Regions from separate parts of the Homo sapiens genome. Here all the other regions are linked to region 2. Evidence: chromatin loops called from intact Hi-C (ENCODE). Cell type or tissue: heart right ventricle. All regions are shown on one strand.

Evidence for each region. Peaks named below come from ENCODE experiments on the same cell type or tissue, not always from the same donor. Only the 100,000 strongest peaks of a DNase experiment are listed, where the experiment ranks them.
Region 1: a loop joins it to region 2, with 8 times the contacts of the local background. A loop is called at or near these places in 28 of 110 quality-filtered maps.
Region 3: it touches region 2 in a loop (21-fold over the local background); 40 of 110 quality-filtered maps call a loop at or near these places.
Region 4: it touches region 2 in a loop (3-fold over the local background); 35 of 110 quality-filtered maps call a loop at or near these places.
Region 5: a loop joins it to region 2, with 2.2 times the contacts of the local background. A loop is called at or near these places in 35 of 110 quality-filtered maps.
Region 6: a loop joins it to region 2, with 13 times the contacts of the local background. A loop is called at or near these places in 95 of 110 quality-filtered maps.

The regions. Positions count from the first base shown.
Region 1 is chr3:151,289,129-151,293,128 of GRCh38, forward strand. The region is part of intron 16 of MED12L (mediator complex subunit 12L); the gene reads left to right. Among named protein-coding and RNA genes, the nearest start is that of P2RY14, 13 kb to the left of the region's middle. In heart right ventricle, a CTCF peak has its summit at 1,735 (motif pointing right); no DNase peak of the experiment used is centred here.
Region 2 is chr3:151,836,719-151,840,718 of GRCh38, forward strand. All of the region lies in intron 1 of AADACL2-AS1 (AADACL2 antisense RNA 1), which reads right to left. Among named protein-coding and RNA genes, the nearest start is that of AADAC, 25 kb to the left of the region's middle. In heart right ventricle, CTCF peaks have their summits at 2,469 (motif pointing left) and 2,676; a DNase peak (open chromatin) is centred at 2,475; H3K4me3 peaks cover 475 bases; H3K27ac peaks cover 1,011 bases.
Region 3 is chr3:151,466,602-151,470,601 of GRCh38, forward strand. It overlaps a transcript of IGSF10 not described here. Among named protein-coding and RNA genes, the nearest start is that of IGSF10, 7.5 kb to the left of the region's middle. In heart right ventricle, CTCF peaks have their summits at 1,896 (motif pointing right) and 2,096; no DNase peak of the experiment used is centred here.
Region 4 is chr3:151,920,961-151,924,960 of GRCh38, forward strand. The region is part of intron 1 of AADACL2-AS1 (AADACL2 antisense RNA 1); the gene reads right to left. Among named protein-coding and RNA genes, the nearest start is that of AADACL2-AS1, 5.2 kb to the right of the region's middle. In heart right ventricle, no CTCF peak of the experiment used is centred here; no DNase peak of the experiment used is centred here.
Region 5 is chr3:151,902,926-151,906,925 of GRCh38, forward strand. The region is part of intron 1 of AADACL2-AS1 (AADACL2 antisense RNA 1); the gene reads right to left. Among named protein-coding and RNA genes, the nearest start is that of AADACL2-AS1, 23 kb to the right of the region's middle. In heart right ventricle, no CTCF peak of the experiment used is centred here; no DNase peak of the experiment used is centred here; H3K27ac peaks cover 1,152 bases.
Region 6 is chr3:151,438,128-151,442,127 of GRCh38, forward strand. IGSF10 (immunoglobulin superfamily member 10) reads right to left here. Exons shown (of 8, transcript NM_178822.5): 8 at 1-470. Among named protein-coding and RNA genes, the nearest start is that of IGSF10, 21 kb to the right of the region's middle. In heart right ventricle, CTCF peaks have their summits at 1,654 (motif pointing right) and 1,871; no DNase peak of the experiment used is centred here.

The DNA of each region.
Region 1 (4,000 bases), 550 kb before region 2:
AAATACAAAAGAAATAGCTAACCAGGGGAAGGTTAAACCTCTATAATATGCTGTTAGATGAACTTAATGAAGGCAAAGTTATTAACATCTACAGGGAACGGATGAGCTATCCCAGAGTAAGTGATGCTGACAAGAAACTTCACAATTAAGGAATTTTTGAAATATTTCATGACGTAGAAAGCACAAAGGATAAAATGTTGGAAGTTGACTCATACTTACAAAGGTACATGACAATTCTATAAGGCATAGAAAAAGATACTCACTCTGTATTATAAGTTATATACTGAGAAGAAGTCAAGAACTATTCAAGGACGTATGATATGGTTCAGGTTTTTTGCAAAATACGTAGAGGTAATTCATCGTTGGGTAATTGACAGATGGCTTTCTGTGTTACGAAAGATATTTTGCTTCAGGCTAGCAGTAACCATCTTAAGCATTGTATATAGCTTTTTAAGACTGTTTAAAAACTATCATGGGTTAAGGGGCTGATTTACATTCTTTATGCTAAACTTGTTAGCCTCAATTATACATGCTATGTGTTTGTCTGCATATATATTTATGTAAATGTGTCCAGAATGTTGAAAAGTCTTGCATGTAACATTTAAACCTATACCTAGACTTGGAGACCCTGGGGAACCTAGTATCTATTTGCAGATTCTTGTCATAGGCTGATTAAATCAGATGTATGGTTCAATTCTAGGAGTTGCTGGGGAGTCTGCCCAGACTACAACCACTGAATATTCTCGAACACAATTTTTTTTTTTTTTTTAAAGACAGAGTCTTGCTCTGTCACGTGGGCTGGGGTGCAGTGGTGCGATCTCGGATCACTGCAACCTCCGCCTCCCAGGTTCACCCGGGTTTGAGCAATTCTTCTGCTTCAACCTCCTGAGTAACTGGGATTACAGGTGCACACCACCATGCCTGGCTAATTTTTGTATTCTTTTAGTAGAGACAGGGTTTCACCATGTTGGCCAGGATGGTCTTGAACTCCTGACCTTGTGATCACCTTGGCCTCCCAAAGTGCTAGGATTACAGGCATGAGCCACCACTTCCGACCGTACTCTAACATAATTCAAAGAGAAGTTGGCCAGTTTACTTTTATTAAAAATGTTTGCCTAAACTGAAATAAAAGGAATTTCCAATTTAATTCTGTATCTTGAGTTTCCAACTAAGGAGAAAAAGAGATGTGTGTCTCTAAGGATGACTTTTTTTTAAATCATTTTTATAATTTTAGATGATTTCCTTTCATTGTGGCTTATAAGAAAACTTCAAGAGTATTCAAAATGAAAGTTGCATTCAAAGTGAATCTTAGGAGTTTCTTGATAAATTGATGGAAAATTTTATTTAACACTGGTAGTCTTACTCCTCCCTATTCAGTTCTAATGATGATTTTGTATACTTTTGAAACTATAAATTATACATTTTTAAAATTTTTCTATAAGTTAATTTAGAAAGAACAGTCTATTTGTAGCATTTTCCCATGAAATTCATGTTATTACAGCCTTGTTTTTTTTTTTTTTTACATCTGTAACAAAACTTCTTGACAGCATTAATTATTCTCATCAAGCATTTCCATATTACACTGAACTAGGCAGCTGCAGGATACACATTTGTATACATTAGCATTAATAAGGATGTTTAAAGGAAAACTTTAGCAAAGTGCTAGGCTGTGTTACTGTGAATTCGAATGCTGTAAATAGGACAAAAATTGAATTTTCTTCACCTGTTTTGTGAATTTTACCACTAGATGGTGATGGAAGACTGGGGAGTGTGCTGAATTCTGCATCTACTATGATACTTGTATTATGTTGAAAATCGAAAATGTTTGTTCTTAAGTATTTAATTTTAGAAGTCATTTAGGGGTATCCAGAGATTCTTTTATGTATCATGCTGAGCACAGTATCTTTTTATATGGCGTGTGCTTAGTATTTATTGATAATTGGCTTCTTGTGGTGCTTAGTCTGGGTACAGTCTTTATAAGATTTAAATGGTTCCTACGCTTTATTTTGTCCTTGTTTTCTGTTTTTTTTTTTTTTTGTTTTTATTTGTTTTTTTCTAGTATGTCACATTTCCTTATGGTGGTCATTACATGTTTTTATGTTTAAGCTGTATTTATTCTCGTTTGCATGTGTGCACACACACAAAATTTTGACGTATTTAAATTTCTGCATTCCCTTAGGCACCACATTCTCTTGAAACGATGGTTGAGAAACAAAATACTATTATACAATTTCAAATTGAGGGTAAAATATTTATGAAGTGGTTTAATGAATATAACAGTCAGTAACACACACATTGAAAGATTTTCTACAAGATCAGTTTCTCTGAATGTCAGTTTTATGAAGAATGGAAAATTTCCTTTTGGAAATTCTCTGAATATGTTTCTTTTCTGCATAAAAGGAAGAATAAATACACTATTTATTGCTTTCTGAGAAGATTCTGAAATACTGAATGTAATCCAAAAGCCCTAAGTAAGAAATTTTGGATTTCAAATTTTAGATTATTCCCAAAAGCCAGTTTTGAAAAAGCAATCAAATGTAATTATTTTATTCAATATTAATAGAGTATTATGTAACTTCTGACACTAGCATCATGTATTATTCCCATTGATGTTATTTAGCTCATGTAAATGATTCATTTTTCATTGGCCTGGATAAATATTTTTCATGCCACAGCGTGGGAATTGGTATGAAATATAAGCAGTTTGATATTGATGGTTTTTGTCATATGACTTTTAAAAAAATAGGGATGATGTTCTCTGTGTTTTTAGCCTACGTTTGAAGATATTCCATTGATTTAATAATGTCATGTAGGAGAAATAAAGCTACTATCACATTAAACATGCCTAGTAACTATATAGCAGTCTAATTTTAGAAACATTAAAGTGGGATTTAGATGTTTTAAAGACCTCTTAGAATTGAGGCCTGAATGAAAGGATTAAATGAGATATGGGATAGAGAAGTACTTGCTAAACTCCAGAGTGCTGAATGGAGCCAGTTGATGCTGTTAAAGAGGTCATACATTTAATAGCTTATATAAACACGAAAGTAGATAATATCATTTTTGAGATTATTGCCTGGGAGCTGTGGTGTGGTAGAAACAGAGGATGAAGAGGATAGGACATGTACTGAAGGTATTTTCCCAGCAATAATATTGCTCCTTTTTTTTTTTTTTTTTGGATGGAGTTTTGCTCTTTTGTCCAGGCTGGAGTGCAGTGGCATGATCTTGGCTCACTGCAACCTCCCCATCTGGAGTTCAAAAGATTCTCCTGCCTCAGCCTTCTAAGTAGCTGGGATTACAGGTGTGTGCCACCATGCCCAGCTAATTTTTGTATTTTTAGTAGAGACGGGGGGTTTCACCATGTTGGTCAGGCTGGTCTCGAGCTCCTGACCTTGGCTTCCCTAAGTGCTGGGATTACAGGTGTGAGCCACTGCGCGCAGCTTGCTCCTCTTCTTTTTTTTGAGATGGAATTTTGCTCTTGTTGCCCAAGCTGGAATGCAATGGCACGATCTCGGCTCACTGCAACCTCCACCTCCCGGGTTCAAGCAATTCTCCTGCCTCAGCCTTCCGAGTAGATGGGATTACAGGCATGCGCCACCACGCCCGGCTGATTTTGTATTTTTAGTAGAGACGGGGTTTCTCCATGTTGGTCAGGCTGGTCTGCTCCTCCTCTATATATATACGGAAGCTGTAATTTACCTGTGACTTTCTGGGGAAAGTGGAGAAAAGAATTGGCCTTTCAAATTGCCTTTTCTTAATTAGCTGATCTAAAATATGACTATCTTAATCTAGCCAGTGACACACAATTGGGGGCGGTGATAGCTATGCAAATGACCAACTGAGGTATATATAAATTCATGCACTTCAGTGTCCATTGCATTTATAGAATTGGAATCTTGATGGACAGATATTTTGATAGAAGTCCTCAGATAATCCTTTTAACCCCTTTGCCATTAACCTCTCTGCTAAACCTGACTGACTTAGATAGAGTAAGACACTA
Region 2 (4,000 bases):
ATTCACAATTTCTTTCTCTTGATGCCAAAAAGAGATTAATTAGGGCTGGAATTATTTCCAATGGCATTTCAAAAATTCTTAGCTCCTCCTCTCCCTAGGCTTGAGCATTGTTATAAAATTAAAAATAGCCCATTTTGGAAAGTCCAAGATTCTTTAAAACTGAAGTCTCTTATAAAAAATCAAGAGGAGGCTGAGAGGAGGCTTCTCTCTCATTTGCCAATTTCTTTAAAACAAGAGGCACCGTTGTCAGTACTTTTAAAGTGCTGAAAAAGACTACAAGCCTGCAAAAGAAGGCTGAGTGTTTCATTCTAGAGCTGTTTTTTCTTAGTGAACATCCATTGACTTCATTTGGAGGTTGTATCTGAGTGAGCCCTCTTTCTTACAAGTAAAGTAAAACACCAGTCAGCTGAACTCTTTATCAAACATACTCTTCATTTATCTCTTGATGACACAATGTCACTCTTCCCTTTCAAGCTGAGCCTTCAGATTCTCCAAAGGTTTCGACCTCCCACAAAGTCTTCACGAGGTGACTCGCTCTTCAAGGAGCCCTGCTATTATGCCATATGGTGTTATGACTCAGCAAACCTGCAGTCCCTTCTACTTCCGAGACCTGGAAAGACATGTTCTAACTGCTTCTGGATGAACCAGGCATACCAGTATTAGTTCATGCCATCCAAAAAGAAACTTCATGTTCTTTTTAACTCTAAATTACTAAAGCTAAAAGTTACAGTCTTCTGATCTTCAAGAGTTCCCAGAATTATGCTCTCTGGTGATTAAACTCCCTTCCCTAAAAAGTGGCTCATCCTAATAGTGCAATGTTCACTATGTGTCAGCTTTAAAATTCTATGCCTGTAAAATACTCGAAGTTTAGAGAATGCATCTTTTTTCAAACGCTTCTTAACTTTCTGAGGGTGAGGACCAATTTAACAGGATTACATGTAAATTGGCCTTTCAGCTATGACCATTTCAAATCTTGGAAAATTTTTCTCCTGCATACGCTTTATCCTTAAGTAAAGATACATAGTATCTATTTAGAGATCTAATCACAACTTTATAACCTTTAAAATATTTATTCTATAAATTAAATACCAAATATGAACATATAGCGTGTACACATATGCATATATGTACATATGTATGTGTGTGTATATATAGGTATACACATATACATAAAATCTCAAACAAAGAAATTGTCAATAAGATTAAACTGTGGCTCCCTGGAGTATACGAGAAGTTATATACATGAGCTAGAACTCAATCAGTAATTTGGAATTGAAGATTGGCTTAGGAAATAAGAAACTTCATACTTTATACTAATTTAAGTAAAACACTTTGCTTGAATATATTTAAGTATATAGACTGTTAGATGAATTCTATTTTTAATCTAATTAAATTAGAAGTAACATGCATTAGTATATTAGCTAAATCTCATTTATTTACAGTGAATCGAAGTTGGACATATTCCTTGAAAATATTTTGAAAATTATTTTAATGATTAAGAATCAATTAAAAAGAGATTTTACTTTATTTGCTAAAGAATGACTTTCAATAGTTTAGTCTCAAAATTGTTACACATGATTACCAGTGTGAAATATATGAGCAAAGATAAAAATAATACCTCCCTGCCAAAAACAGCTCCTGTTAGAAAATATTTTATTAACTAATCAAATAATCTTCTGGTAAATACAGAGAGATGTTTAAAGGTTGCAATCGAATTACAAGGACACAATAAAACTAAAGGAAATGCAAGAATGCCAGAACCGTTTATTAATAAAATACTGATTTATACAATTGATATTAAAAATGACAGTTATTTTGTCGTTTTCTTTTGAAAATAAGCAAATTATGCCTGTAATCTCAGCACTTTGGGAAGCCGAGGTGGGCGGATCACGAGGTCAGGAGATGGAGACCATCCTGGCTAACATGGTGAAATCCTATCTCTACTAAAAATACAAAAAATTAGCCAGGCATGATGGAACGCGCCTGTAGTCCAGACTACTCGGGAGGCTGAGGCAGGAGAATCACTTGAACCCAGGAGGTGGAGGTGGCACTGAGCAGAGATTGCGCCGAGATTGCGCCACTGCACCTCAGCCTGGGCAACAGAGCGAGACTCTGTCTCAAAATAAACAAACAAACAAACAAACTATTATTTAAAAATTAATGTAAAATAATGGATTAGAAATTATTACAATTTACTTCTTCAGCTTAATCATGTATGATTTCCGTACAGTTTTCACTTAGAAGACAATAAGAGAGAAGATGCGTATCGTCAAATGAGTTTAGATTTTTAAGTGCTCAATTTTCCAATACAGTGCAAAGAAACTGAAATTGCTTTCGGTCAGAAGAAAATAAGATAAAATTCAGTAAAAAGGAAATAAAGCCAAATGCATTCAGTTGGAACGGAACTCCGCCAGTTAGTGACTACAGCGTAAGGATTGTTTTCTTTCATACGTTCTTAGTCTGCCCCCTTGTGGGCTCCAGAAAGCTGTTACCCAGCATAAGCTAACGTGATAAAGTTAGATATCCAATAAAATCATGTTTTAATAATTCCTTTAATGTGGTTTAGAAAAATGTCTAAACTTGCTTTAGTTTATCAAACAAAAGCATTTAAAATTATAAATAAATATCTCAAAACTTACACCTCTAAATAAATTGAAAGAAGATATTTCCTTTAATTCCTAAAATTCTTTTTAAGAATGAAATTACCCATCCTGGGCAACATAGCGAGAGTCTGTCTCTAAAACAATTAGCCAGGGATGGTGCCATAGTCCCAGCCTCTCAGCAGGCTGAGATGGCAGGATCCTTTGAGCCAAGGAGTTTCAAGTTTCAGTGAACTGCCATCATTATGCCACTGTGCTCCAGCCTGGGCTGAGAGAGGGAGGCTCCATCTCTCAAAAGAAAAGAAAAAGAAAATAAATTACTATATAAGCCTCATAGAAATTGGAACTATAAAGCAATTGTCAAAAAATGCTATCTGAAACAATCTAGCTGAGGTGGGTTTTTTTTGCATTTATTTAATGTTCCATGTATAGAATGGAAAGCATTTATGACTTCTTTGTAAAAATAAACTGCATTACTATTATTGGAGAGACGAAGAGGCACATTAACTACATTATCTTCTTGTAATTGAAAATTGCTCCGATGGAGATACTGCAAGTTTGAAGATCTGAACTTCATTGCCGATGTCATTGTCATTCCTTGATTTGCCTAAACTTAAAATTTCAACATTTGTAGATTAAAAGGTATCCTGTGATAACCATCTCCTGGCATATTTTATAACTAATAGATAAATATTGTTGATGTCTTTTAAATTAAATTCTTAAATTTTTAGTATTTAAATAGGCAATCACTAGGTAACTATAATCAATATGCTTGATTTTGTTTTTTATTACATATTCCATATGTTTCATTTTATCTTCTACATTACACACAGTCCTTCCATGAATTCAGGCATATGTTGTTTTTTCATTTTTGGCAGTACAATACACTTTTGGCTTTCCATGTTTAATTGGATGAGTAGATTCTTACAAAAAATAAGACAAAGAATAAACACTAATATTTCGATTAATTATAATACCATTTTCTCAAGTAGTGTTCCAGGATTCAGTATGACCATAACCTTTAAGTAAAGTTCAATACATTGTTTCAAGATAGAAAGCAAAGTAAAACCAGGTGGTACAAACTAAGTTACATGCTCATACAGGCCCACGCGCATGTGTGCACACACACACACATACACACACACTCACAATTTTCTTACCAACACATCTCTCTGTAACTCTTTGGTGATCCTGGACAAGGTTCCCACGCCTCTTTGGATTTAGTTTTCTCGCCTATGAAATGGTACTATATCAGCTGGTCAATATTTTTTTGAACTGAGGTCTACAGATCTGCTTATGTGTCCACAAGTGGTCCAGTAGAATTTTAAAGTACAGTTTTCCCTCAGTATCTCTAGGGAATTGATTCCAGGACCTCTCACAAATACCAAAATCCATTGATG
Region 3 (4,000 bases), 370 kb before region 2:
AGAGTCTCACTCTGTCTCCCAGGCTGGAGTGCAATGGCACAATCTCAGCTCATTGCAGCCTCCACCTCCTGGGTTCAAATGATTCTCCTGCCTTCGCCTCCCGAGTAGCTGGGACTACAGGCACCTGCCACCATGCCCAGCTAATTTTTGTATTTTTAGTAGAGACAGGGTTTCACCATGTTGGTCAGGCTAGTCTTGAACTCCTGACCTCAGGTGATCCACCCGCCTCGGCCTCCTAAAGGGCTAGGATTACAGTAGTGAGCCATTATGCCTGGCTCAACGTGTGCATTTTTAGAAAAATGGGTTAACCCCACTAAAGAGAACTTAAGATGGTCGAAATGAGGAAGTTATAATTTGGAAAAAATTGTGTATTTGTGAGGCATATTGGAAAAAGACTATGTCCCACAGAAACAGTGGGACATAGTCTTTCATTGGTATGCAGAGGTCTCCAAAAGACTAAATGAATCAAAAATTAACTCCTTGAAAGATTCTTTGCAAAAAGCAAATGGAAAGCTTAGGCACCAGACCAAGGACATGACAAAAGAGGGCTGTGCTCTGACTGAACTAACTTCGACTGTTTCTTCTCTTTATCCATTTCTGCCTATATACTGAGTCCACTAACCTTTTTGCTAAATTACCCTTTCACCCTGAAGATGATGAAAAAGAGGAAGTTAGATGCCTTACAAAGTAAGACCTGATCAGCCAGGCCTGTCTGCTATAACTACTTTCACTCCATGGTCTAAAACTGAGCTTAAAGTTTTGTGAAGGACTTCCCTTATTCAAGGGAAAATCTCAAAAATTTACTGAGGAATTTAGAATCCTAATAGGAGCTTACAAGCCAGGGCTTCCTGACCTTTACCAATTTATTCACATGATATTAGGGCCTGATGAAGCTCAAGAATGGATGGCAGTAGCAGAATGGGACAAACCTGAGGAGGGTATTAAAGACCCCTCCAAAAGCTCCTCATGAGAAGGACCAAAAGTAGCTAGAAAAATGGCTGAGCCGGGCGCGGTGGCTCACGCCTGTAATCCCAGCACTTTGGGAGGCCGAGGTGGGTGGATCACGAGGTCAGGAGATCGAGACCGTCCTGGCTAACGCAGTGAAACCCCGTCTCTACTAAAAATACAAAAAATTAGCCGGGCGAGGTGGCGGGCACCTGTAGTCCCAGCTACTCGGGAGGCTGAGGCAGGAGAATGGCGTGAACCCCGGGGTCAGAGCCTGCAGTGAGCCGAGATCGTGCCACTGCATTCCAGCCTGGGCGACAGCGAGACTCCATCTCAAAAAAAAAAAGAAAAAAGAAAAAAGAAAAAAAGAAAGAAAAATGGCTGAAAACATTTTACATTCAATTTCTAATATTTTTCTGCAAAAAGTTGATTAGTCTGTCATACAATCTTGTAAACAAAAACAAAAGGATGAACCAGTTTGAGATTACAGAACTCGCTTAGAGACATTGTTTGTGAAACATTCTGGGCTTAAAGTACGGCAAGGAGTATTTCCTGCAGGGACTGAAATAGCATTAACTGCTCTATTATAAATGGACTCCGTCCTGAACTTAGAAGTTTAATTAAAAAACATAAGCTTGGATGGGAAGTTACAGATATGACTGAATTGGTGGCTTTAGCTGAACATTTTGAGAGGACTCTAGAGCAAGAAAAAGCTCAAAAAGCTAACAAGCTGACCCTTCAGTTACAATGGCTACAGGGGCTGCGACCAAAGGGACCTTTCTCATTCTCATTTTAAATCACAACCGAGAGATCCTAGAACAAGAAATTCTTTACCCCAAGATATCTGCCTTTATTGCAAACAACCAGGGCATTGGAAAAGGGATTGACCGCTTTTATGTAAGAGGTCTGCCAATAAGCCTCCCTTTAGGCTGAACTGTTTCTCCACTAGAGGGAGCCCAAGAGACCTTAGCCCTCCTGATAATGGCATTGACGGGGCTCCCAGGGATTCTCTACTAAATTGCTCCCGTAATACCTTTAAATGAACATGGAGAAACAGGTTAAAATAAATGGGGAGTCGTGTACAGTCCCGATGAATACTGGAGCTATTCTATCTACCATAAACCCCACTTTAATAAGCCAGTAAATCCCTAGAAGTAAAAAGGGTCATTTTTGTGAGGGTTGTTTGTATTTTTAAAATTTATTTTACGTTCCAGGATACATGTACAGGACGTGCAGGTTACATAGGTAAATGTGTGTCATGGTGGTTTGCTGCACCTATCAACCCATCACCTAGGTATTAAGTCCTGCACCCATTAGCTATTTATCCTGATGCTCTCCCTCCCCCTGCCCTGCTGCCTAGGCCCCAGTGTATGTTGTTCCCCTCCCTGTGTCCATGTGTTCTCATTGTTCAGCTCCCACTTATAAATGAGAACATATGGTGTTTGGTTTTCTCTTCCTGCATTAGTTTGCTGAGGATAATGGCTTCCAGCTCCACCCATGTCCCTGCAAAGGATATGATTTCATTTCTTTTTTATAGCTGCATAGTATTTCATGGTGTATACTTACCACAGTTTCTTTATTCATTCTATCATTGTTGGGCATTTGGGTTGATTCCATGTCTTTGCTATCGTGAATAGTGCTGCAATGAACATATGCATGCATGTATCTTTATAATAGAATGATTTACATTCCTTTGGGTATATACCCAGTAATGGGTTTACTGGGTCAAATGGTATTTCTGTTTCTAGGTTTTTGAGGAATTGCCACAGTCTTCCACAATGGCTGAAATAATTTACATTCTGTGGTGGGGGTTTCAAATCAAGTTCAAGACATTCCTGTATCTGAACCCATCCAATTAACATTGGGGCCCTTTTCAGAAAAATATACTTTTGTACTATGTGATGCTGCTCCAGTAAACTTGTTAGGGTGAGATTTACTTTCAAGTTAAAAGGGCATGTAAACCTTCTTCAGAGTTTCCTGATTCTCCTGAAGCAGAATTGTTATGCTGTCTACAGAAATAAATTGATAAGATAGAAACTCAGGCCTGTAATACCCCTGATCTCTCAAAAATACTTGAATGTTTATGGGCCTCTTCCCCAACTGATATAGGAAGAATTAAAAGTGTGCAACCTATGAAAGTCCAAATAGATCATCCTAAACCTTTGCCTAAATTACCCCAATATCCACTAAAATCTGAAGCAATTCAAGAGCTCTAACCAATTGTAGAAGATTTAATTAAACAAGGACTCATACTCCCATGCAGGAGCCCTTGTAACACTCCAATCCTAGCAGTTAAAAAGCCAAAAGGATGAGGTTGAAGATTTGTTCAAGATTTACAGGCAATAATAAAATTGTAATACCAAGATTTCCCGTAGTCCCAAATTCTAATATTTTATTATCTAATGTACCCACTGATTCCAAGTGTTCACAATAATAGATCTCTGCTCAGCCTTCTTTAGCATTCCAGTTTATAAAGAGAGTCAATACTAGTTTGCCTTTACTTGGTAAAATCAGCAGTACACTTGGCCTGTAATGCCACAAGGATTTACCAAAGCCCTTTCTATTTTTCCCAGGCATTGCATCAAGACTTAATGACACTACAGTTGCCTCAAAATTCTACTCTCATTCAGTACATAGATGAATATATGCTGTCCCACTAAGGAGTGCTCTGTAATGGACTCAGTTTACCTTTTACAGCAACTTTCATACAAAGGTCACAAGGCTTCAGTGGAAAAACTTAAGTTTTCAAGGCAAAAAGTCCACCATTTGGGATGTGACTTGGCTGCTGAAGGAATTTCCCTCTCAACTAAGAGGATAACAGCTATTCAAAGTTTTCCTTGACCTGCAACCAAAAGACAATTAAGAAGTTTTCTTGGACTTGCAGGATGTTGCAGATTCTGAGTTCCAATTTTTTCCTTAATAGCTTCACCATTGTATGAGCTCACTAATAATGCTATACCAGAGCCTTTACCTTGGGAAGACAGTCATGAGCAGGCTGTTGGCCAAATAAAGTTGACCTTACAACAGCCCTCATCTTTAGGACTTCCAAATTACA
Region 4 (4,000 bases), 84 kb after region 2:
GATTTACATTAATCTGGCTGGAATCTAGGCTGTGTTTAATCTCAGCTGTAGCTGTGGGTGCCAGAGGCTTCATGTTCTTCTAGTCTCCTTGCTTTTGTCTTCTTTCTTGACTTTAGGATTCCCTAAGTACTCCTCCTCACAGAGAGTCTGCATCTTGCAGCTCTTTCCGATGTAATCCAGTGTTACTATATTGCAGTCCTGCTGGTGTGGTGGTAAAGTGTCAGTGAGGGGATGCCTTCTATATACTTAGGATGAAAACGCACACTTTTAGTCAGCCTGTGTCTGTGGGCTGTGACTTTCATAAGCATTTCTCCGGTTGTATAGTTTTTGTACCCTCTTAGTTGGGGCAGAAACACTAGAGGGAACTAAAGTGGGAGGAATGCTTTTTTCCAGCTTGGATAAGGCTCAGGTAAAGTCCTTTTATCTGCAGCGTAGTCCATTATGGAGGAGGCTGTGGGTATATTTTACATTGACTAGTTTTTCTTTCCCCTGCTAGTGCCACAAGGGAAACTTTCATGAATATTTACCATGAGAACCTGGAGGGGTTCCCAGAGGTAAAAACCCATAAAATTGTTGAAGCCTCTCTAAGATTGGGACCTCTAGGAGTTTTTTGCTCTCAAATAATCCATACTCAACCTCTAGGAATTTGTTAAAATTAATATTTTAGTTTTTCTGCCAGCTTATGGTGCTAATGGCTTCTGCTCCAGATAAGTTGCTCCACTGTGACTGTCTGGATTCACGTATGTATTCTTTTTCTACTGACCACTATAGCAAATTACTACAAACTTGGTGTCTTAAAACAACACAAATATATTATCTTAAAATTCTAGAAGTCAGAAGTCTGAAATCGTTTACATCAAGCTAAAATCAATTAGTCAGCAGGGCTATGTTCCTTCTGGATGCTCTAAGGGAGAATTCATTTTCTTGCGTTTTCCATGCATTAATATAAGGCCAAGCACTTTTCAAACTGGTATCACAATAGTTCTCTTCTGCTACCCCTTCCAAATTTGAAGACCATTATAATTATATTGGGTCCAACTAATATTGCAGGATAATCTCCCTGTTTAAATATCAGTTGATTAGCAACCATAATTCCATCTACTACTTTAATTCCTCTTTTCTTTGTCATATAGCATATTCATAGAATCCAAGGATTACGACTTGGATTTCTCTTCAGCCATTATTTTGCCTATCACTGCCTGTCCAGATTTCAGTGGCAGGTTGCTCTGAAACCTTAGTTCTTTGATAGATCTAAGAACAGTTGTTGATTCTTAGTTTCTTCAGCTTTTTGTTATTTAAGGATAGGAGTGATGACTTCTAAGCTTTTTTTTGAGACGGAGTCTCGCTCTGTCACCCAGGCTGGAGGACAGTGGCATGATCTCGGCTCACTGCAACCGCCACCTCTCAGGTTCAAGCAATTCTCCTGCCTCAGCCTCCTGATAGCTGGGACTACAGGTGTGTGCCACCACACCTGACTAATTTTTGTATTTTTATTAGAGATGGGGTTTCACCATGTTGGCCAGGCTGGTCTTGAACTCCTGACCTCAGGGGATCTGCCCACCTTGGCCTCCCGAAGTGCTAGGATTACAGGCATGAGCCACCACGTCCGGTCGACTTCTAAGTTTTTTAGATGGTGGGGCTAACACTAGAAGTAGTAAGCACTTTTTCATACTAAATCCAGAGTTCTTAAATAGCAGTAACTGAATCTCTCACCTTTTTGTCTCTGGCATTTATTAGATGGACAAGTTTTGAGTGAGAGGATGTGGAAGGAAGGTAATCTCTCCATTAAAAACACTTTGCTTTAGATTTGAATAACTTAGAGCAAAAGATGGAATATAATAGATTGACATTTCACAGAGGTGTCTAAGTAGTCCTTTGAAAATAAATGAGGACAATTACAGTAGATACAAAGAAGACTGTCACTGGATTATGATTTGAAAGCTGTGCCCTGTATCCGGTGAAGTTTCTCTTTAAAGAACATTTTGTGCTTCATCAAAACCAAACCAAATCTAGTCAATCCTATTTCAATTAATTTGGTTAGCCATGAATTTTTTTTTTAAATAACACCTAGAACACATTATTCCAGGGCTACTAAAATATACATGTACATCACTTAAACTACTTTCTTTCCATCATCAAAGAGTATGCTTAAATACAACTCCAAAGCCAAGGGTTTAATCCTAATCTTTTAGAAATTTTTTTTTAAGTTTTGAAAATTACCTACATATTATGATTTCCTAGATATTGTTGATGAAATGTAAATGATGGGGAGGACAACTGCAAAATGACATACAGGTGTCCTGGAGGACTCCACGTGACTTTATCCCAATATATGTATGCATTATTAATCACCAGGATCCACAATTTTGTGATCATAATGTTAAGACTTTTTTGAATCTTTTGGGCGAATGTTGATATGCATTTTTTATTTCCCTCTAACAAAAAGTCTTAAAGTCTCCTCTCTCTTGTCTTTTTACAGTATAACCAGAGTAGAATGTGGATTTAGGAAATATGATAAGTTGTATACCATCTGGTTCTTTACCATAGACTATTTCCCATGCTATTATATCAGAGGGCAGAAACTGGCAGCCTCAAATAAAGTTTGTTCTGTAGATACATTTTTTGGGAGGTCAGATATTTTATTAGAAAAAATTAAATCAGTTTTTAACATTTAAAAATCAGAAGATTTTCAATTTTAAAAATCTACATTTTTGGCTTTTTTAACTGGGAACTTATTTCCACCCATCAAGAGAAGACTGATCTTAAGAGAAATGTCTGTCTTGGGGAGGAGTGCAGGATGGCAGACCTCTTTATTTTGGCAAAATTCCTACCACACTCTATTGTATTACACCCAGTATATGCATGAATTTTCTCGATAGACATTTGAGTTTGCACTCCCTGACACTTTCCTCTGCTACTTCAGTTACTGGCTCTTATCACTGACATTTAAGAATCTCTTTATAATGGCCTAGAGAATAAAGTTGCATAGGATGCCTATCCATGGAAATTCCAATGTTCATACAGAGCTAAATCTGTTCATCAGTGTTTGCAATAATTGCTATGCTTTAAAATTTGTAAACGATAGTTGAAAGGAAGTCTTGCAGCCAGATGATATCTGACTCATTTTTGTAGTATGATTAATTGTGCTATAAAAAGTATTTTTTAATCTAGTCAGGATTCTTTAGGCTCAAGAGACAAAGAATACTCAAGCCCAGATGAATTTAAAACTAAAAGTTGAGTGTTATGGTTGGAATCTAGGAGACCTTTAAGAAACTGGTAGTGAGACTAGCAGAATTAAAAGATAGGCAGGGGCTGGCTGGGTACTCTGGGCTCTCTTACTAAGTGTCTCTGTTTCTTAGTGATTTTTTTTTTTTTTACAATGTCTCTTCTTTTTTACTCACTCTTCTTTTAAATACTTTTTTGCCTCCCAATTTTAACCTTCACAATGCCACACAATGTCCATCCCAGCCTATGACTTTTTTGGCCACAGTTGGTTGGTTTTTTGAGAGGACTCTGGCCTAGCTCATCTTTTGCAACCAGCCAGAGGAACTGTAAGACAACATGCAGCTTCTGGATTGGTAGCCTTTGGATAAAAGCGTTACTTGTCCAATCAGTCACAGCCAATGATGTGTTAATACCATCATAATCACCATCATGTCATCTCTTATCATTACTGTCAATATTATTGCTAACACGTCTTAGATGCTTACTATGTACCAGACAATCTCCTAAACACTCTAGACCTGATTCATTTAATCCCAATTACAATGTGTGAGGCAGACACTCTTTTGACCATATTTTACGGATGAGGATATTGAGCATGGTTGTGGTGCTCAGCAGGGACTTGAAGGCAAGGGCAGCATCCCTTATTGCTAGCTGAGGGACAAGCATAATAGATGTGTCTAGAAAAAACTGTTTTCCCTTTGGGCTTGCAAAATAGGAGGTTCACAGAGAATTACAGGGTAATCCCTTTATTGAGAAATTACTAAAACTGGTTTGC
Region 5 (4,000 bases), 66 kb after region 2:
TACAGGTAGGTAACTCTGCTCCATGAGGGGGTAAGGGAGAAGGGAAATCTCCTTTGCCCTCTGAAGGTTCACTGAAAAATCAACTCACAAAAAGGCAGAATAATTGGAGAAAAGGCAAACAAATGTTATTAACGTGTACACAGGGAGAACCACAGAGTGACTATCCATGCCGCCATCTATTTCAGAAGCTTATATACTGTCCTGGCAAATCAAGTTATGGAAGGCAGGAGAAGAGGAATGAGATTGAGAATATTTCTAGGGAGAATGAATGAATCAGGGAGCAGACATTGCACATTATCTTATGAAAGGGTCTGTTCAAGCGTGGCTACATTCTTGGTCTTACAGAGAACAGGGGAGAAAATTGTTCCTTTTGGTGGGTCTGGATCTTACTTAGGCAGATAAAAGATTTGGGGAGACAATGGTGGGGGAAGGTCAGAGAGACCTTGAGGCTTCTTCAATTCAGCATGTCAAAGCACCATACTTTGGGGTATGGTTTCTGACACACAACAAGGTCATTCAGGGACACAGCTTCCTTCTGAGAACTAAAAATAAAATCCTACACCCACCCCCTAACCCCTAACCAACTGATTGGGCTCACTCTCAGCCAAGGGGACTCCAGAGAAACCTTAAAAACTGAGTTCCTGGCCATAACTGGACAGGCGGTTGGATATGCCTATTTATAGCCCCTTCCTTTTGTGGTTTAGACATACAAGTGAGCAGCATTAATGTAAAAATAGAGATGATAAGACAGGCAGAATGGGCTCTTTCTGACAAAAAGACACCAAGTTATAAACAAGACCTAAGGCCACTGCAGGCAAAAGTTACATCATGCACCCCTACACTTAAAGAATAAACTATGTACTCACTGCCACGAGGATTTTCTTTTTCTCTAGCAGCTAAATAAGCACTGGCCTTGAGATAAACAGTATTGAAACAATTGCAGCTCATCCACTTCCAGGCACTGACTCACTGATTCCCCTGTTCCACAAGCCAGAACTATAGCTTTGATTAGACCAGAGACTGATTTCAGTAACTTTCTCCTGATAAGAGACCACCCACATGGACAGGTTCTGGCTTATTTACCGAGGCTTTGCACTGAATGCCTTCATGTCCCCGCTTCACATTTTGACATATAGGGCCTAATTGTCATGCATTTAAATGTTAAGTCTCTACCCCAAAGTGAATATGGGACAAATGTAACATATATGTTTGTTCAGTTTGCATGTGTTAAGACCCCCTTCATGAATATTCAGAGCTATAACCTGTTGGATAGACTTGATCAAGGCATTCTGTATAAATTCCTATTTCATCCTTCCCTCCCTCCAAGTGCCTGCCAATGGCCTCTGCCAGGGGCTATGCTTTCCAGCCTGTCAGAATGGCCACCTTGCAAGCTGTAACCCTTTATAAGAAATAGTCTCCTTTCCAAATTTATAGATATTGTGATTTATAGATTTTTTTTAGTTCATGCTTCTATCCGATGGCTTCACCAGCCTATGCAATTGTATCCACATCTAAAAGGACAAATATTATTTACATCCTTTGATACAGTTCGGATACTTGTCCCTGCCCAAATCTTATGTTGAATTGTAAACCCTAATGCTGGAGATGGGGCCTAGTGGACGTTGTTTGGATCATGAGAGTGGATCCCTCCAGGCTTGGTGCTGTCTTTGCTGTAGTGAGTGAGTTCTCCAGAGATCTGGTCATTGAAAGGTGTGTGGCACCTCCCCCAACCCTACTCTCCCTCTTGGTCCTGCTTTTACCATGTGATGTGCCTGCTCCCCCTTCACCTTCCACCATCATTGTCAGCTTCCTAAGGCTTCCCTAGAAGTTGTGCAGATGCCAGCACCATGCTTCCTGTAAAGCCTGCAGAATCGTGAGCGAATTAAATCTCTTTTTTTTTTTTTTCTTTTTTTGGTGGTGGTGACGGGGAGTGTGGGTGTTTGTTTGCTTTTATTTTCCTGCCTTCTGCCTTTTGAAACCTCTTTTCTTTATAAATTTCCCAGTCTCAGGTATTTCATTATTGCAATGCAAGAATGGCCTAATACACCCTCCACATCCACATTATCAGTTTCAGGAAGGAGAGAAGAGAGAGTGCAAAAGGCCTCCTCTTTTAACCACATGAAGCACATGTCCATTCCACTCCTTTCCATTTGCTAGAATTTAGTCCCACCATCAATCCTGACTGCAAGTGAAAATGAGACATATAGTCTCTAACTGGTAGCCAAGGCCCCAGCTAAAACTCAGTATGTTCTATAACTAAAAGAAATAAGAGGAAGATTTCTATAGCAGGACAAATAGAAGCCTCCGGCCCCAGCTGTTGGTGTTAACAACTGAAGTCCAGAGGTTTTCTTCCTGCTTCACTCAGCAAGAAAAGGTCTGAGCACAAACAACTGTAGCTCAGTATTTGTCACCCTGGTACTATTGACACTGTAGGTCACATAATTCTTTATTGGTGGGCTGGAGGATATTCTGGGCATTGTTGTATATCTAGCAGCATCCCTGGCCTCTACCCACTACATGCTAAGAGCACCCCCTACTCCAGCTGTGACAACGAAAAATGTCTCCAGATATTGCCAAATTTCCCCTGGGATTAAACTGGTTCTAGCTGACGACCACTACTCTACCTATAAGATGCTATCTCAGGGAGTCTATTCTTTTAAGGAATCTCCCCTTTGTTTTTAAATATGATATCCCTGAATGCTAGAATCTTCCATAGGTGTCAAGTTAATCCTATTCCCCTAGCCTTTTGACTCACTCAACAAATAATCTATTAAACACATACTAAATAAAGACTTCATGCTGATTGATGAGACGATATGGAGAGGAATTAGGAACCACATCCTTAGAGCTTCATAGTTTCATAAAGAAGATAATACATGCAAAGAATTATATGGGCTATAAAAAAATAGATATTGACATATAATAGCAATAATACATGACTGAAAGTGAGACATGCCCCTCATATTACTAACTTCTTTAGAATGTTCCTAAGTCCAGCGTGGGTCAATGCACAGTTTTTATTTTATTTGCTGTTGGGATGATTAACACATAAACCTTGTGTTTTTCCTACATTTGCATCTTAAGATGTTCATCTTTAACCCTCTGGAAACTGGTCTCATTAATCCAAGTATTCCCTCACTGCTGTTACATATTGATTAGTAAAATAAAAAGATGTGGTTGTCTGAAGATCTACTTAAGGCTACAATGCTTCATATTTTAGTCTGGGGTCATTGGTTGTAAGTAACAGAGACTCACATAGAGCATATTAGGTAAAATCCAAAAACCTATTAAAAGAGTATAGGGTCTATTTTTCACTACAAATATAGATCTTTAAAATATAAAACAAAATCCTTTCATCTAGTATCAGGATTTTTTTTAACTGATGGTAAATGTTAATTACTGTAAGAAACTTCCATCTTTCATTTAATTTTTATCACTTTAGAAAATCTAATCAGTATCTTTACACTAATTTTACTTGTCTTGTTAGATGAGTTAGTAAGGCTGGTAAATAATTTATAATAACCAGGTCTTATTAAAAATCTAATCCCTTTAGGTATCTAAATTTCTTGTTTTTTCTCTTCTACCCTGGATGTCTGTATTTTGAAGAATTAGACTTTGGAAGTACAGTGGACATAAAACCACTCTTTTCCACTCTGCCTCACTCAACCTTAACAAATCTGCCCATGCCCTGTAATTAGAGATTCTGCTCCCAGATAAACTCCTAAATGAACAAGGATCACATGCTATGTCCTGAATGTAGATTTTCTTTCAAAATTCTTATGTTGCAACCTAATACTCAGTGTGGTACTATTAAGAAGTAGGGCCTTTATGAAGTGATTAGGATAAAATTGATAATCTTATAAAAGAAGGTGGAGGAAGCCTCTAGCCTCTTCTGCCATTGGCATAATCTATAAAGAATGAGCCTTCACTGGACACCGAATCTTAATTTTGAGCTTCCCAGACTCCACAACTATGAGCAATACATTTCTGTTGTTTATAA
Region 6 (4,000 bases), 400 kb before region 2:
GCCTTATCCGGGGAGCAGCTGTTATAACTGTTAAGTGGACCTTCATTTCATCTTTCCCTAGGGTGTTCTGGGCATAGCAAGTATAATCTCCTTCCTCCGCTACCCCAACTTTGTTGAAGTATAAAGTTCCATTGTTGAAAAGGGTATATCTCCTAGTCCTGTGGCCACTGTCATCGGCTTGCATTGCATTGTTGATCATGGTTCCATCAGGCAAACTCCAAGATATCTCTGGCACTGGGGAGCCGGAAGCTTTGCAATCTACTTGGAAATCTTTCCCATGGAGCACTTGCTTTCTAAAATACTGCTTGTGGTCAATTTTGGCAGGTTTCAGTCTTAGGCTAACATGCATCAGTATCAGATCATCCCCCATTTTGTTTCTTGCCACACACAAGTAGACACCACTGTCTTTTTCTGTTACTGATCCAATAAACAGGGATCCATTAGGGTAGACGTGGATCCAGCTGCCCACTCTAAGGAGAAAAGAGATTCATTTGAGTGTGCAGCTGTTAGCAATGAGGGAAACTGTTTTACTCAGGATTGCCTCCCTCTGCCCCAGCTTTATTGAAGCATGACCAATGAAAATTGTGTATCTTTGAGGTGTAGAACATGACATTTTGAGAGAGATATATATACATTTTGAGGTGTGTGTGTATATATATACACATATTTGAGATATATATATATATACATTTTGAGATATATATATATACACATACATTTTGAGGTATATATATATATAGAGAGAGAGAAATGACCACGATTAACTAGCATGTCCATCACCTCATAGTTACCTGTTTTTGTATGTGTGATTAGCTTTAAATTGTTGCAATAAAAAAATAAAATTACTACCAGCTTATTGTCTTCTAAGCCATTTGCTGAAAGATGAAATTATCTAATTGAACAGGTATAATTTAGTGCAAGTAAGTATTTCTCAGATGGAATTCAAATGAATCTCCGTTACATAGTAATTTTTTAAAAAAAATCTTAATGAAGAGGCACATGCTAGAAATATGGGAGTTCTAGACACCATGACTTCCTTGACCATTTCACATACCAAGTAAACTAATTGGATCCACAAACATGGTGATTTTGTAATATATATAGGTAAACTCAGTTGCTCAGAAAAGATGCCAGATGATACTTTCTAAACAGTTATTAGTAACAAAACAATTACTGAATCATTTGGTTAGAAAATTCTACTTTGGCTGGGCACAGTGGCTCACACCTGTAATCCCAGCATTTTGGGAGGCCAATGTGGGCAGATCACTTGAGGGCAGGAGTTTGAGACTAGCCTGGCCAACATGGCAAAACCCCATCTCTACTAAAAATACGAAAAATTAGCTGAGCATGATGGCACATGCCTGTGATCCCAGCTACTCGGGAGGCTAAGGCTTGAGAATCGCTTGAACCCAGGAGGCTGGGGTTGCAGTGAGCCGAGATCACACCACTACACTCTAGTCTGGGTGACAAAAATGAAACTGTTTTAGAAAAAAATAAATTTTACTTTGTTAGAATACCAACGCAAGGTTCCTTAGAAGGTTGTTGCAGCATCTGCCCTCTATGGGCAGCTGTACAGTGACTAGTTTTTGCACTAGATTGAGCTGTGTGGAATACCATTTTTCTCCAGATGTACAGTGGCTGCACAGCCTATCATTACCAAATTTAACCACCAGATGGCAGATCTTTCCTGGTAAAACTAAATCTACTTTTTTAGACCAGTGGAGACTCAACTGGTGCTAAAAGTGCTATCAGGGATACCTATATGAGAAAACGTCTTTCTTATTTTTGGGCAACATGGGCTAAGCAGGTAGATAAAACGAGAGGAAAGTAAAAACTGTTTTCATAGCATAAGTGCTAACCAAGTCAAACAGCCTCAAGTCATTTCTCTCTCTCCTATTTTCTATTTACTTTATATTTTTTTGAGACAGGGTGTCACTCTGGAGCCCAGGCTAGAGTGCAGTGGTGAGATCACGGCTCACTGCAGTCTCAACCTCCCAGGTTCAAGCAATCCACCAACCTCAACCTCTGAGTAGCTGGGACTACAGACACACACCACTATGCCCTCCTAATTTTTTTATTTTTTGTAGAGACAGGGTCTCACTGTGTTGCCAAGGCTGGTCTCCAACTTCTGGGTTCCAGCGATCCTCCCGCCTTGGTCTCCCAAAGTGCTGGAATGACAGGCGTGAACCACCACACCCAGTCATCAAGTCACTGTTATTCTCCAGCAAAGGTAAGTATGGAAAGTATTATAGTAAAATATTAGAGAAAATTTTTTTTTCCCCAAGTATGGAAGGAAGTTCTCTGGCATATAAACCAAAGTAAAATCAATACAAATACACCTAAAGGAAGGGAAACTGCCAGGTGCTTTGCACTGGTTGTTTAATCTTGAAGTAATTCCCTCACTATACAGCTGAAAAATTGGTATTTAGAGAGATTTAGCAACTTGCCTTAGGTCACAGGGCTGGTTCTCAAGCCTTACGCTTTCCACCATGCTATACTGGCATTCTTTCCTAATGCTTTCTAAAAGTATTGGTTCTTAAACTTGGCTAAACATTAAAACACTTGTGGAGTTTAAAATAATAATGATGTCTGAGTCTCACCTCCAGAATTTGACTTAATATGTGTGCAGCATGGCTTGGGCATCAGGATTCTTAGAATTTTCCGGATTAAAGGTTTCCATGTGCAGCAAAGAACCACTGTTCTAACTGGGTTCTCAATGAAGATCCCTCATCAGCTGCATTAGAATTACATGGGTCGAGTTTAAGATGCATATTCCCCGGCTTTGGTTTCCTGAAATTCTGCTTCAATAGGTCTCGCCAAGGATGTAGAAACCCACTCTTTAAAAAACTTCCCAGCTAACATAAATAATTAAGTTTGAACACAAGTGTCAAATTTTAGCAACAAAATCACCTGGAGGGCTTTTAAGAACAGATTGCTTATTAAAACAAAATCAGAGCTCCTGATTCAACAAATTCCCAGACAATGCTAATGCTACTGGTAGGGGGTCTTCCCTTGGAGAAAAACTGGCTTAGAGTGATATCCCCTGCACCCAAGATCTGATGCAACTGGAGATTGTGACATATAACAGACAGAACTATTGATGTTTCTTTTTATAAACTAATATTTTTGAGAGAGATAATTTACTTTTGAAAATAGAAGGTTTCCCAGAGTGGAAGACAGAATTCTTAATAAAGATTAATGCAGAGGCATCTTCAGCCTCTCCAAAGCACAAAACTCACATTTCATAACTCAGCATTTAAAAATTCTAAATCTAAACAAATTTCAATTTAATTTAGGTGATTTTTGATGACATTTGAAAAACTTGAGAATTAACATTTACTTTTGAACTAAAGATCACAAGTTAAATTTATTAGCTGTATTCAGTATCAACTCGTGTCATTAGAAGAAAATCTTCAACTCCTAAGCATGAGTACAAATTCACATTTACTATGTGTAATTTTTTTGCATGGATGTTTTCTATTAATGAATAAACAGATATATAAGATGGAAATTCTCATCCTCATTTTTTGTCCTGTAATGGAAAACCATTGTGTAAAGTCATGCCACTTGCAAAAAAAAACCTCATAAGCTATAATTATTGATTTTTGAAGATATAATTTATATAGAAAGCCAGCTATAAAATGAATATTGAGGCCAGGCACGGTGGCTCATGCCTGTAATCCCAGCACTTTGGGAGGCTAAGGCGGGCAGATCACGAGGTCAGGAGATCAAGACCATCCTGGCTAACATGGTGAAACTCCGTCTCTACTAAAAATACAAAAAATTAGTCGGATGTGGTGGCGGGTGCCTGTGGTCCCAGCTACTCAGGAGGCTGAGGTAGGAGAATGGCGTGAACCTGGGAGGCGGAGCTTGCAGTGAGCAGAGATCCTGCCACTGCACTCCAGCCTGGGCGACAGTGCGAGACTCCGTCTCAAAAAATATATATATTCATATGCCTATAACAGACCAGAGAAAGTGTGTATTTGTATATATGTGTCTC